Linked DNA regions of Homo sapiens: region 1 is linked to region 2. The links are chromatin loops, found by intact Hi-C in ENCODE. Cell type or tissue: endothelial cell of umbilical vein. All regions are shown on one strand.

The links. Peaks named below come from ENCODE experiments on the same cell type or tissue, not always from the same donor. Only the 100,000 strongest peaks of a DNase experiment are listed, where the experiment ranks them.
Region 1: a loop joins it to region 2, with 8 times the contacts of the local background. A loop is called at or near these places in 7 of 110 quality-filtered maps.

What each region holds. Positions count from the first base shown.
Region 1 is chr1:164,614,003-164,622,002 of GRCh38, reverse strand. The region is part of intron 2 of PBX1 (PBX homeobox 1); the gene reads right to left. Among named protein-coding and RNA genes, the nearest start is that of PBX1, 59 kb to the right of the region's middle. In endothelial cell of umbilical vein, a CTCF peak has its summit at 3,960 (motif pointing right); no DNase peak of the experiment used is centred here.
Region 2 is chr1:163,820,743-163,828,742 of GRCh38, reverse strand. LOC124904447 (a long non-coding RNA gene) reads right to left here. Exons shown (of 2, transcript XR_007066704.1): 2 at 3,092-3,759. Among named protein-coding and RNA genes, the nearest start is that of NUF2, 500 kb to the right of the region's middle. In endothelial cell of umbilical vein, no CTCF peak of the experiment used is centred here; a DNase peak (open chromatin) is centred at 4,522.

The DNA of each region.
Region 1 (8,000 bases), 790 kb before region 2:
CTGACTTGACACATCAAAAGCTATGCAACCAGGGTTCATTTACAGGGAGGAAGAATCAAAGTTGCTTGGTTTTATAGAACGTATTTAGTGTGAAAGATGGGAGCTTTTCTTCTGGTCCTAACTTCTCATTCTTAAGGAAGATGGAAGTCAAATTGTAGAAAAAAAAAATCTACCCAAATGCCTATTCGATGGGCAGACTCAGGAATCATCCTCTGTGCACTTGGAACTCTTACATTATGGAACCACAGAAACCTTTCTGTTCAGGTATGTCCATTGATCCTTTTCTCAAAGGAGTTAAGAAACTCCATTGGCTAAATGTGCACCCTGGACGTGAATGATTCTTAATTATGGCCAAAAAGATAGACTGTGCAACAAGAGGGATGGCCTCTTGTTTCATGATTATTTCAGTCCAGTAGCCTTGTGTGGCTTATGAAATGGGCAACTAGGCCAGCCTAAGACTGCAGAGCCACCAAGCTAAATCAGCCCCTGAAGGAGAACCTACAGTAAACCAGTCCGTATCCCATCCCCCTGTACTAAATAGCACCCCCCAGGCAGTCCTTTGCGATGCTTTCTCATAGTGCTATCAGCCAAGGAAAATGTTCATAATAGTTTCTGGGAACCTAATTCTCGCCCCCGTTGGGGATAAAAGAAAAGGAAGGCAAAATACAAATACAGACAGACAGAAAGAGAAGGAAGACTGTTAAGAAAATAGGGGAGGAAGGGCGCGGTGGCTCATGCCTGTAATTCCAGCACTTTGGGAGGCTGAGGCAGGCGGATCACAAGGTCAAGAGATCGAGACCATCCAGGCCAACATAGCGAAACCCCGTCTCTACTAAAAATACAAAAATTAGCTGGGCATGGTGTCACGCGCCTGTAGTCCCAGCTACTCCAGAGGCTGAGGCAGGAGAATCGCTTGAATCCGGGAGGCGGAGGTTGCAGTGAGCCAAGACTGTGCCACTGCACTCCAGCTTGGCAACAGAGCAAGACTCCATCTCAAAAAATTAATTAATTTTTTTTTAATGCCGGGCGCAGTGGCTCACGCCTGTAACCCCAGCACTTTGGGAGGCTGAGGTGGGTGGATCACCTGAGGTCAGGAGTTCAAGACCAGCCTGGCCAACACAGTGAAACCCTGTTTCTAATCAAAATATAAAAATTAGCTTGGCGTGGCAGCAGGTGCCTGTAATCCCAGCTACTCGGGAGGCTGAAGCAGGAAAATCGCTTAAGCCCGGGAGGCAGAGGTTGCAGTGAGGCGAGATCGCACCACTGCACTCCAGCCTGGGTGACAGAGCAAGACTCCATCACAAAAAAAAAAAGAAAAGAAAAGAATATAGGGGAAAACATTTCTTTGACTTTCCTCTCAAAACCTGAAGTCAACAGTTACAAAATTAATCATGTATTCAGCAACCTACTCAGCACCAGACCTGATTTTAGGCCACGAGAATATGGTTATAGACAAGTCCCTATTTCATGTCACAGGGTGGTGAGGTGGAACAAAAAAGAAAAAAGATTGCACACACACACCCACATACTCACAAATGCACATGCACGCATATGAACTTCCTTAAGCCTAAACTGCAAAAAGGGCTATTTTTAAAGATGCATAATTTTATCATGTTTCAATGCATATAAAAATTAGAATTAGCTAGAATTACACTAACAAAATATAGCCTCAAAATAATGCCTTATGAAATCTGCTTGAATAAGTAAAACAGATGTGCTATTTTGGATCTTCAAATACAAATGGTGTTTTTAAAGTACCTTAATACAAATTTTTTAAAAGAAGTTCATGTTTTTCTATAAAGATTTGCTGGTTTTGCTGGTTTTTTGATAGGATCTCACTCTGCTGCCAGGTCCAATCATGGCTCACTGCAGCCTTGACCTCCCTGGGCTCAAGTGATCCTCCCACCTCAGCCTCCTGAGTAGCTAGGACTACAGATGTGTGCTACCACGCCTGGCTAATTCTTTAATTTTTTGTAGAAACAGGGTCTCACTATGTTGACCAGGCTGGTCTCAAATGCTTAGGCTGGTCTCAAACTCCTAGGCTCAAGTGATCCTCCCACCTCGGCCTCCCAAAGTGCTGGGATTACAGGCATGGGCCACGGCGCCTGGCCTCCAAAGAAATATTTAAAAGGCAAACTCATTATTTTTCCTAGGCTTTCTCCACTTCACTCTCCACAATTATGTATAAAAATTGCTTCCAGCCCTACTTCTGGATCTAAAAACAGGATTTTTTTTAACCTGAAAAAACTAGAAGATCCATGGATGGTCTTTCAGGAGTTCCTCAGCTTCCTGAAATTCCATGGGGAAAAAAAAAATGTGTGTATCTAGGCTAATTTTCTGGAACTAGACCATAAATTTCCTCAGAAAATAAAGGGACACATGACCCAAGGGAGGTGAACTGCTCCCTGTGGTCAAGGCGAGTACTTAGGCTTTGTACCAAGGACTAAGATGGTGTAGGAGTTAATTTTTCAAAGGTGTAAGAAAGCACCCACTGCCTTGTATAGGTCATTTTCCTCTCCTTGAGCACTCCCCACCGATCCCCTCACTCACTGCCCCTTCACTGAATAACCCAGTAAGTAAGTCAGCTGCTTGAAAGATATTGTAAATAGCTCCAACAAAGTGCAGTTTGGGGCAGATTCCAATTAGCCTTCACTTAATGGTCTTTTTTCCTCTGCCAAGTTTGTGCAGTGAAGATCCAATGCCCCACCCTCTGCCTGGCTCTGAGTTTAGGCGCAGGGAGGAATCAAGTTTGTGCTCAAGCTGATAGATGTCAGCCACAAAGTCTATATGTGTCCCACCTGTAAGCTAAAGAGGGAATCAAAGGTGGTTTCAAAAGGGGTGTGCCTGGCAGTGTGGCAGAGAGCTGGTTTCCTGTGAGTTTCCTTCTTTTGTTTCTCTCCCTGTTGTCTAACCCTAAATTTCCCTGCTGCCACTTAATTATCCCTGATCATTTTACCCTTTTCTCTGCTTACTGGTTGATTATCTCCCCATTTCATTTGAATCCCAGTGGAGGTACATAAGCGCTAAAAACAAAGCTGATGGCCAATTAAAAGGTAAGTGCCTTATGTTAAAAGCCAGAACATTATACTTCAATATTCATAATTAGGTAGCTTTTGAATGGCTGAAGAACAACGCAAGTCCATATAGAGGGCTAATCAGGGCACCTATATTTTGCAATCCAAATCAACCAATGCCTATTAAACTGATTGCTGTGAATTGCCAGCTTCCTTATTGGCTGGCTCAGAGCCTCAGTACTTCATAAATATTAGAGATGTAAAAGACCAAGGAGTTCCTAATGTGTTTATTTCGTTATAATGAATTCTTCAGGCAAGTGATAGGATTACTGAAGCAGAGCTTGGTAAAAAAACCCTACTGATTTTGGCAGCTCTGCTATTCTTCAGGAGTAGCATCTAAATATTACTGAGAAATAGAGCATAAAGATTATTCACTTGGGTGTAATTTTTTTGAGAAAAGGAAAATAAAAATTTATCTTCCACTCTTTCATTTATTTTCCAAATTATCAGATCACTGAAATTTCCACTGGAGCTGTGCAAAATTAAACCGAGACAAGAGCAAGTGAGCAACGGAGTAGGAGACAGTCATTGACAAGGTTCAAGTGCACTTCAGCACTCCCCAGGAAACCCTTACCCCAGCCTGGGAGAAGGCTGGGCTAGTGCTGATCATCTTGAGTGCCCCCCCCCCCCCGCCGTGATTATTCTCCCTGGGGTAAGTCAACTTAGAATCTCCTCTCCGAACTTTTAAGTGTTTGCTAATAATGCACTTAATTTTGGTGGTGGGGAGGCGGGGAGGAGGAGAGTTGTTCAGTCTTGCTTACAGAGTTACGACAATGCCACCTTATAATTCAAGAGCAATGGCAGGCCAGAGAAATGCTCACAGACACCAGGCAAACGCTTTCTAGAAAAGAATTAAGCATTATGATCTCTGCTCTTTGCAAATGCTCTGTCCACTGGGAGGCAGCATAGGCCGCTGGAAAGAAAAATGGGCCAGAGATCTGGGTTCTAATCCCTGAGATGTTACTGATTTGGGGTATGTGTTATGGCCAGCAACAGAATCCTGGTTTAAAATATAGGGCAAAAAAAAGAAAATGGGACAAGAGATGCGGAAGCACTTTGGAGGTAAAGATAGAGCCTGCTGAAAGGAGATCCACACATGTAGAAGTTAGTGGAATATGGAAACTGGTCTTTTTTAACTGTAACTGATCCCCAATGTGGAAAGACTACTATAGGGATTTAAAATAACAGAACAAAGCAAGTACATTTTTAAGACACAATTTTCTAAAGTGTGTTTTTAAGAATCCTGGTCCAGGGAAAAGGTCCTCAGGTCAAATAAATTCTGAAAATGCTAACCACTCCACCACACACACCCCTCTGAGAGATTTACAACACACATTAACATATTAAACCTCGGGGAAGCCCTGTAGTTCAGAAAGCTCTTTTAACTCCCAATCTTACTTGGCAATACAACGCTTCCTCACATACAAACACTAAAACAAATAACCAGCTCCAAGGAGCACACCAAGAAATGCTGTTTTAAACTACTATACATGGCAATAATGTCTGATCCCATATTGGAAAGAAAACATTACTGAACCACCATCCATAGTCTTGGGTGGCTGATCTAGCGGTCTGTGCCATTTTATCCACAATCTCCTCCTTATTCTCTCTGATCAACAACATGCATTTGTGAGGCAGCTGGCCAAGGTGAAAGGTTAATTCTGTGGCCATGAAACTCAGCCCAGCTAACAGACTCAAATGGGGGCTGAACCTTGTCACCTTGGTCCCATTAGCTCTAACCAACTGGGTTGAGTAGCCACAGACATTAGTCTTAGTTATAATCTCTAGGGGGGATAAAAATTTAAAGGCACCAGCACATGGCCAATGAGCTTTAGCATATAAATTTGAGGAGTTTTTAAAATAATATTTAAGATGAAGTTATACTATTTTATAACAGGAAAAAGATAGTCAAGAGGTAATAAAATATGACCTCTGGATCTGGACTCCAGGTGGGTTCAAGTCCCAGTTCTACCATTTAACAGCTGTATGGCCTTGAGCAAATTACTTAACTTATTTGAACCTCAGTCTCAAAATCTGTAAATCAGAATAAACATATTCCATTTCTCAAAGGATTATTATGAGGATTATGTGAAATGATCTATGTCAATGGGTTTAGCACTATGCCTAGCACATGATGAGTATCAATACATATTAGTAATTATCACTGCATGTAAAAGGACGGAATAATCTCAGAAAATGCAGCTCCCTCTGAAGTTAGCATTGGGAACATGCAATTTTGGATTTTTTTTTCTGTCACATGAAGTGTTCTTACCTTGTATTTATCAGAGAATATGCCTCTTAACCTTCACTGAAAATTTCAGTGAGGTTGAGATGGCCTCAGTCAGGTTTTTGTCCTTGAGAAAAATTTCTACATTAATAACTTCAATGGCTATAAAATATGATTCAGCTAACCGAAACTCATTTTACTGGTATATTTCCAGGAATATATTTCTCAAGGGAGATACACCCAAGATAATGCTAAGTAATTGCAAGACATTATTATTTGGCCTAGCCAGTGTTTCCCACCAACACAATAATATATAGATCAGTAAACGGAGCTTCCCACCCCTCGTCACAGGAGCAGGAGTAAGGAGGACCTGGGGAGGGAGACCCAGGGGCTGAGAGGGCAGCAGAAGGCACAGAGAATGATCATGAGGGCACCAGGCAGCAGCAGTGTGCCTCCTGGCCTAGACGCTGGTGGCTACATCAAAGACTGCCCAGACTTGTTGACACACGGAATCATCCCCGGGCATGAAGAACCACCATTTGAAAGTTTACAGGGAGTCACACAGCTGCCACTCCAGAGGTGGAGAGAGAGAGAGAGACTAAGCCAACTTTTCCCATCCCTATCCCATGGTTTACAAGACCATATTTCACATAGACATATCCTGAATTTTTCATCTCTGGAGACCCCAGTGAAAGGCATTTCCATGGTGATCACCTGGAAGGCACCTCTGTAACCAAACACAATACCCTGGCCTCCCCAGACTCCTGGCTCTTAACCTCTGCGACCCTTCCAGGCATATCCAACCCAGGGAGGCCAAATCCCAAAGTCGAGAGGGTTTGTGGTCATTCACAGAAGGCCTGTAGGCTCTCCCTCTGGCTCCTTCTACTTCACTCCTCCCCTCTTGTGACAGTTCATTTGTAACTGTCTCGTGGGTTTTATTTAGTTGTGGTGGGCACAATTAAATGCTGTTCTAACTAACAGAATCCTTGTCCAGAAAACAAAAACCACACAAAAGTCAGTCTGGTTACTTTGGCCACGTTTAGCGATTGTTTCACATCACCACCTCGTCGATCCAATCAACGGTGCGGCGGCTGGCTGTTAATAAAGCTAGATAAAAACAAATTGATTACAAAAAGGTCAATTTGGTACCTAACATTTAGAAGGCTAGAGTTTGAGCAGTTGTCATCTATAGGGAATCACCACAGTATAAAATCAGGAATATTACACCTGAACAAATAGTTACTTGCCTGAAAAGAAAAAAAAAATTATTCTAAAAAAAAGAATGTTATTATTACTTTCTTTTATATCTATCAGTGCTAGAAAATTGAACCTAGAGAAAAAGATAGTGACTTAGTTATTTAAAAATTCCTTGTGGTTATTTGAAAGGTTATTTCAACAAGTAGAAATGGAAATAAACTGGTCAACAAGACCAGGGTAACCCACACATTGTTAGAAAAAGAAATGAGGTCCAACTTACTCATTTTTCTTATTTTCAGAAATAAGCTACTATATGGAGAAATTGTGTCCATAAACTTCCTTTGACTCCCAGAGAAACATAAAGTTTTGAAGAATCCTGACTACCTAAGAATTAAGGAAAGAGTTGAATAATCTTAAAGAGTTCAACTGAGGCCAGGCACAGTGAATCACACCTGTAATCTCAGCACTTTGGGAGGCCGAAGTGGGCAGATCACCTGAGGTCAGGAGTTCAAGACCAGCCTGGTCAACATGGTGAAACCCTGACTCTATTAAAAACACAAAAAATTAGCCAGGCGTGGTGACAGGCTCCTGTAGTCCCAGCTACTCAGGAGGCTGAGGCAAGAGAATCGCTTGAACCCAGGAGGTGGAGGCTGTGGTAAGCCAAGATCATGCCACTGCACTATAGCCTGGGCGGCAGAGTGAGACTCCCAACTCAAAAAAAGAAAAAAAGAATTCAACTGACATGACCAGGGAAGCCAGCCTAAGCTGCCGGTCATGCCCTAGAAAACCTGTTTGTCATAACCAAGTACATTATATTAAGGCCCAATTTAGATCTGCAAAATGTGTGGGAGTCCATTTTTTTATGATCTGCTTCCATATTTCACAGGGTTGAAACAGGCAGAGTGAAGCAGCATAGCGCACCAGTCAGCAGCCAGGTGGCAAACATCAATTTTAGGTAGGGACGTTGCAAGTGCCCCAAGTCACATGTCAACATAGAGAATAGGGGAGGTAGGAGTGGGGGTGGCAGCTGCAGAGAACAAAAGAGGAAACGAATAAGATAGGTCCGACCTAAGAAAAAGGAGGTGTCTATGGGCTGACCTGATGGAGTGAACCAGAAATTCAGACGGCAGCACAGCTAGATACTTTAGAACTACCGGCATCCTAAAATCTGGCTCCCAAGCCTCTGTCATAAAGTAGGTCTGTGTCCTCGGTATAGTCACTTAACCACACTTTGCATCACTCTCCTCATTTGTAAAATCAGAGAGGCTGAACCAAATGGTCTCGAAAACATGCTCTAATTTTGTCTATCCTTCTTTCATGTACTTCCACACACAAGGAGGACCCAATCACCGAAGGTCCCAACATAAGGAAGAACGGAATTGTACTTTGCCTCCCGAGTGATTCTGGGCAAGGAACTGTGCTTGGTTTCTTCTGCTTTGTGCTTCTGCTTCCCCAACAACAGACACCCCACAGAAATACCAGAGGAAGGTCATCCTGGGAGT
Region 2 (8,000 bases):
ATGTGACATCATGCTCAAAAACCTTTGATATTCATTAATGAACATAGTAAAGAAACTATTACACCAGGAAAATAAAGGAATTTTCACCTTCAGAGAATGACAAACTCATAGCTTGCTCAAGAGCAGGGATCCTGTCCCCAGCTGATGTGGGCTTGAATTCAACCACTGCCATTTTCTAGCTGTGTGACCTTGGGCAAATTACTTAACCTTTCTGGCCTCACTTTTCTTATCCATTGGATGAGGAATAATGATAACACCTATCTCAGGGTTGTCATAAGAATTAAGTATTTTATATTCTATGTAAAGCACTTAGCACAGTGCCTGGCATTTAAAAATTCTCAAACGTTAAGTGTTAAAATAATTACTTATAATACTGCTATTAGAAGGGATCACAACTAAGTCCCATCAATGAAAAATATTCTACTGCCTGATTAAAAAGCAAACTCCTCTTCTGTGCTCCCACTACCCCTACCTTTGCCTTACTCAGAACCACTCCCAACCACGCATGCAAACACTTTGTCATATTAAGTTCACCTTGAGAGCATCTAGAGGGACTTTTCCTAACCTCCAAGCTGCAGTGGTCTAGGAGGACCCTAAACCTCAGAGAATCTCAGCAGGACTTAACATCTGTGCACATTTTTTTCATTCTGAAAGCCAAAATACAATGAACTATTCTAGGACATGATGTCAAACGGTTTATGTTCTTCTTGGTAGAACTCACAGGAATGAATAAGTTGGCTTTCCTATCCCCTAGAAGTTTACAGTTTAGAGGGAAAAAATAATGCCTCTATAAGTAATTCAAATATAAGATTTACTGTCTTAAGAGCTAGAAAACCAGTATAAACAAAAAGCAGAGGGAACGTGAAGGAGAGAGAGAATTCACATCTGGGTTGGATAAGGTGATCTTTCAAGGAGGAAGTGGCATCTGAATGATGTTTTGAAGGATAAGTAGAATTTCAATAAAGCAAGAAGATGAGCAAAGTTAGTCTAAACTGAAGAAACTGTATAGGTAAGTGTAATAGCATAAAAATATAGAGAATATTCTAGAACCTATATACTTTTTAAGCAGTGATTTTTATAATTACGTATGTTGTTTAATTTTATAGTTTCCTTGCTTGTTTAAATTTGAGTTACAATTTCAGTTCCTGAGACATACACAGAGTTCCATATTAGAAAAGGCCTTTTTCAGTTCACAGGAGGTAAGGAGGAGATAGTGACATCTCTCCCCTTCGTACCTTCATATTTTTCTCTATGGAAAACCATTTTGTAGAAAATAATGTAGGCTAGAGTCTGGGGCTGGGCCTTGAAAAAGATACCTCTAAGAAATGCTGAGAAATAATTTCCTTAGTATGTCACCTAGGTTCATTTTCGTGTAATCTGGAATGTGTATGATTCGAATAGAAAAATAAAGAAAGACATAAAAGAGAAACAGAGAGGGAGAGAGCAGGAGGAAATGAAGAAGGAGGGAAAGAAGGAAGGAAGGAAGGAAGGAAAGAGGGAGGGAGGGAAAGAAGGAAGGAAGGAAGGAAAACCAAAATAAAGCAAAAAGATAAAAATAAACAAACAAAATCCCAATCCCATGAAATGCTTCCTCTGACCCCATGGGAAGGCTGGAAAAGCAGCTAATGACAACAATTTGTTGAGGAGCAGGCAGAATGAGCTAGGACAGCACTATTTTCTAGGTCTTAGGTGGGCTCCCCCACAGAAGACAAATCATCAAAGGGTAGTGGCTCCCATTTCCCAACCTCCCCACATTATGCACCACTGAATGCCTAAGGGAAAAGGAATAAATAGCCAGGTAGAGTTCAAACCAGAGAAAAATGGAAACCAGATTCTCTGAGGGAAAAACACAATCAACAACACAGCAAGCAGTGAGAGAAACCTGGAAAGCAGAAATGCTAAAGCAAGTGAGTGAGGCTCTTGCAAAAGGAAATTAGATATGAGCTGCCAGGTGATATAGCAGCTGAAAGGTCAGTGCTATTTTGGGCTGAATATGAAGAGGCTTCAGGCATCTCAGGACCAAAAAAATAAAAATGTACAAACTAGAGAGGGTTCAGAGAAAGGCAACAGCATTGATTAAAGAAGGGCGGTTGGCTTTGTGGTGAAAGATTAAAGGCATGAGATAGGCAGGTGCAGCAAGGGGAGTTGATGCCAATTGTATATTAATAGCACTTTGCGGTGACAAAGCACTCAACACTATGTTTGTTTCTTATCTCTCACATGCGTGTTCTCTCCTTGTAATGTATTCATTCATCCAATAGTCAGTTATTGACCATCTGCTTTGTGCCATTTATTGTGCTGGTAAGCTAAAGTTAAATAAGCTACAGCCTCCATCCTTGAAAAGCTCACTGGCTAAGAGAGACAATGACAAGTGGTAAGTGAAATGCCATGGGGTAAGTACTCAACAGGTAACATTAATTCAAGAAAAGAGATTATTGTTGTGTTGTAATAGGGAAGGGAAGGTTTAAAGGAAAGGCAATCTTTTAGCTGAATTTTGCAGAATGAATAGGTTTTCACAAAGTAGAATGGGCAGGGTGGAGGTGGGGAGAACATTCCAAGCAGAGGGAATAGCACAATTAAATGAATGGATTAAGGTGTATGGCCACACAAGGCTAAAGCCTAGAGTGTGGAGATAGAGCAAGGAAGGGATTTTTGTGAAACACGTTACGAAAGGAATCAATCATTTGTTAGAGTATGTTGGAACATGATGATTGACATATGCCTTACTAACAAACATCTTTGAAGGTCTACAATAAAACTCTGTGCTAGACATTATAGGAAATATAAAGGTAGAAATAACAGTTGCTGGCCTCAAGGAGCTTATTAATCAATTAACAAACATTTGTTGAAGTCCTACCATATTCCAGGTACTAAGCTAGAAAGTAAGAGGATTCATCTTGAATAAGAAAAGCTCCCAGAAAGCCTTCAACTGAGATGATGCCAATGGATCAATTATAGAAATTATTAATTATTCAAAAATACAATAGCAGTCCACAGATATTACAGTGTACCAGAGGTAGGGAGGGAGGACAGTATACAGCAACTTTCTGCTTATTATACCTATTGTGATAAAATAAACTCCAAATCTTAGTTGCTTAAAAAAACAATTTATTATCATGATAACACGTGATTCTGTGGATTTACTGGGCTAAGCTGGGTGGTTCTTGTCTTGGGTCTCAGGCAGTTACTGACAGATGGCAACTGGAACTGGAATCATCTACAGGCTTGACTAGGCTGGACATCCACAATGATTCCTTTACTCTTATGTGTGGTGATTCTGATGGGATGGCTGGCACAGCTAGGGGCTACCTAGGCATCTGTCTTTCTCCGTATGGTATCTTCACATGGCTACTTTGTACTTCTTCACAGCACAGTAGTCTCTCCCACAATAGTCTGAGATAGGTGGTCTCAGGCATCTCATATGACATTTGGATTTCCTCAAAGCATACGCTCCAAGAGCAAGTGTTTCTAGAGGCTGAGGAAGAATCCACAAGGCTTTTTATGAACTAACCTTGGACGTCATCCAATGCTACTTCCACCACATTCTATGGGTCAAGATGGAAGTCACAAGGACAACCTATTTAGGGCCTGATCATCAGGAAGCATGAGTTACTGGAAGGCCATCTTTGGAGACAAGCTACTATGGTTCCAAATGACAATAACGATTCCAAAGGAGGAGGGGTCACTGTGTAGAGGACTATTAGGGGGGCCACATCACTGAGGAGGTGCAGCTTAAATTGGAAGAAATGTGAGTTCCACCTAAGGAGAGAGAAGAAAGACCTCATGGTGAAATGAACATATACTCTCAAGAGGATCTGAGTTCAATTCATGCTTCTATCACTTCATAACCATGTACCTTTGGAAGTAATACCTCACAGGGTAGTTGAACAGAATAGCAAAAACATATATTAAAGCCTGGATCATAGCCAGAAAAAAATAGAAAGGAATTATTATTATTAATCACAAAAGAGGACATTCCAAGCTGTGTAAAAATTAGACACTAGGTACTTTGAGGACCCAATGAGTGACCTACAACATCACGTATTCAGAACGGGTTAGAAGAGGCATCGTATTACAAGAGGCTAGATCTCACAGCTTCTGCATTTGTCACAAATTATACTTCCTAAAATGTGTATTTGAAAAAGAATCTGGCCAGACAACATCATGGTATGATTAGAGAACAAAGAAAGATTGCTTTATCTCAAAATGTCATCTTCTCTAATTTGCCCAAGGGTCTTCCACTCCATCATAGGTAGTTCATTCCTCTCAGTTAAGATATCTTATTCCCTGGGGTCACCTATCACAATGGAAATACTCTGGAAGAGGTAATACCCTCAGATATCATCAATTACTCACAATGTATTATACACTTGAGATTACTTTTCAACAATAATAGTCAAGATATTCTAGGCTATGCAGTAGTAAAAACATTCCCACAATCTTCATTATTTTTTAACACAACAAAACTTACTCATTCATACAAATTCCCTTGCATGTCTGGGCAACTCTCCAGGGCAGCTGTCCTCCACGTGTTGAGTCAGTACTCTAGGCTGCTCTGATCTTATGGCACCTCCATATCAACACATGTTCCCATGATCACCACAGCAGAAGAGAAGCTAGAAGACTCATACACTGGCAAATAAATGTTCCTACAAGAAAGTGACATGTATCCCTTCTATTCACATTTTATTGGCTGAAGCAAGTTACCTGGCCATGCCTAGCTTCAAGGAAGTAGGAAATTATAAGTCCCTCATGTGCCCAGAATAACTGGATATCAATTAAAAATAATATGCATAGGGCATTGACCAAAGAAAAAATTCAAAAGAAAAAGAAATTAGGCTGTAATTGAAAATATTTTCAATAGTGAAGTGGAGAGGAAGAGTTAGGTACAAATTAGGAGGCAAATCTAATGGGTCAACATCATTGGTTCCTGAATACATAGACACACAAGGTAACATTCAGCTCCTAGTAGAGGAGGAGGTGTCAGAAATAGAGGTTTCTCAAAAGAAAAACAACTCAGCACCAGCTCTGACTCTTCCACTTTTAAGTATAAAGTCATTTGTCTTTAAACAGTGTTGTGATATTCATCATCATCAAAAAACCAACAGTCTAAAAGTAATCTTTTGCCAAAAATTAACAATTTGAGAGGGTATTGGGGTAGGTATTTCTGGCCAAAGGGTAGGTAGAATGAAATGAAGAAGCAGAAAACCAACAGTCTAAAAGGAATATGGGGGTAGATATTTCTGCCCAAAGAAGGGTTAGGATGAAATGAAGCAGCAGAAACTGGGCCAGAGTTGAAAATTCAGCAAAGAGACAGGCCAGTAAAAATAAAAGGTCATGTCTGGGATCAAGAGATAAAGTCATGAGAAATTTAAAAAGCAAGGATAATGGAAGCTGCTTTGAACTGATTTCAGTTCAGGGCTCTGGAGTGAAATAGGGCAGGATGGTGCTTCCTGAGAATGATGTCTTTGGGGAGGCAGCAGCAGGAAGAGGCTAGTGATCCAAATGGGAATCTACTAGGCTTATAATAGAAATATCCCAAATAATAGAAATATCTCAAATATCCCAAATAGTTCATCCCTCTAGTCCCAGGACTGCTGCCCAACACAGCCTCTGTGAACTTAGGAAGCTCTAAGGGCTTATCTCTGCAGCCCTGACAAGATTCCTACATGATTCACCCTTTAGCCCTAACTGACTGGGGTTATATTAAGTGAATAGCCAGCTGCTTTTTCTGCTTTAATTATTTCTATTTTGAAAATTTTCGACTTACCAAAAAAAAAAATGAGGAGATATTACAGAGAGTTCATATACATTCCCCCTGCACATACCAGTTTTCTCTATTATTTTCATCTTGCATATCTTACACTACTATGATATGTTTGTCACAATGAATAGTCCAATACTGATACATTATTATTATTAACTAATGAAAGGCAACTTTAAAGAAACCACTTCTAGGGTAGATACTGCATGATCTCACTCCTATGTGAAATCTAAAAAAGTTGATCTTATAGAAGTAGAGAGTAGAATAGTGATTACCAGAGGTTGGAGGGTGAGGAATGGGGGGATGATAAGAAGAGGTTACTCAATGGGTAGGAAGTTATAGTTACATAAGAGAAATATGTTCTGATGGTTTTTTGCACAGTAGGGTGACTATAGTTAACAATAATGCATTGTATAATCCAAAATAGCTAGAAGAGAAGATTTTGAATACTCTTACCATGAATAAATTGTTAATGTTTGAAGTGATAGACATACTAATGATACTGATTTTATCATTATACAATGTATATAGGTATTATAAACATCATACTGTACCCTGTAAGTATGTACAATTATTATGTATCAATTAAAAACAAAATACAAATTTTAAAAAACCTACTTCAGTATATACTCTAGAGACTGATAATGATCATAGTGTCTATTTTTAAGTGAAGTAGAAGGGGTTATGAAAGAGTTAAACTTTACACATAAAGAATGGAACATTTCAACAATCTTGTCTTTGATAGGCAAAGAAAAACAAGAGCAAAATCACATACAGAAAGAAACTCTAGGATCAATATGAGTATTATTTATGCACTAAAGTTCAAAGTCAGTGAGACAGAATAAAATAGGCAGGACTCTCAAGAGATTGAATTCACGATATCTTTAAAAAAGAAATAAAGAAAGAAAAACAGAAAAAAAAAAAGCCTAGTCACCAGGGAGGACTTTCAGACTACCTGTGCCAACTCTCCTCAAATGCTGGTTTTGGAGACTTTTGGCCTATAATTTCTAATAGTTCCTGTAGACTTTGGCCTATAGTACACTAACAATGAATTCAGTAGCTTGTTCCCACAGGTGGGATCTGGAATTACTCATGTTGCTCCAGGCTGGGTATTTGATCATCACAGGTGAATCTCTGGATACTTGTGTATCTTCTAAGCTGAAGCTTTCTCCACTAACACCCAAGATGTTTGCATATCTTAAACCTTTCCATCATGATTTACTTGTTCAACCCTCCCCTGACACCCTAGCTTGCTTGAATGATGATGCCATGGGTCTTCCCACATGTTTCACCAAAGAGCCAGACTTTGTCCCCACCTGTAGCTGCTGCTTGGGAGTACTGTTTCAGGCCAGGTAGACCTCCTATAGGAGGTCAAATAGACAATTATATTGCTTTTCCGATGGAATATTACTATTTCCAAAAATACCTGCAGCAATTCTTACCTATTTGTTGAGTATCCACAACAGTTGAGATCAGACCTAAGATCACTATATCCATGTGGTCACTGTAATCCAAACTGCTGACTGCCTTCCTTTGTGTACAAACCTGACCATTTCTAGAAAGTCTGACATCACAACACAAGTATACAGCACTATATGATTGACCCGAGCAGATCCAGAAACACAGATCAGCACCAAAGGCTATGTAGGAGGATTACTGCTAGAGTTCATAAGAGAGGCCAGGGGGCACAAATATGGTATAATGATTAGGGAAAGTCATTGATAAGGAGAGATTCTGGTGGTAAATAGAGTTTAGGAATAAGACGAAAAGGAGGCCTTCCAAAAAAGGATTAGTTATCCTTGTCATTTCTCAGGACCTCCATTGAAAGTTACTGGTAGTGACTCAGCAACTGCCCTAAGTATCCAAATCACTGCTCTAAAGCATCAGAGTCGCTTGTCCCTAAATTTCATCTCATCTAGTTTTTGGCACAAACCATAAGATCACTCACTTTAAACATTTATCTTACATTTTCAGTTTTTAGTCATGCTTCTATTTCATTAGTGGAAAAATATGAGAGCCCTCCAGTGGCCAAAAATAAAACCTATAAATTTATATCATCTTTAAGTAAAACCTCTTTAGCCTTGTGGAAGAAAAAAAAAAAAGTTGTATCTGTATTTCAAAACCTAAGAGTTCAGTGATAGATAAGGTGGGACTTTTATTATTGTTCCATTGACTCACAAATAAGTTGAATCATTCTTACCATGGCTAAGGAGAGGCACAACATTGGAAAAAGAAT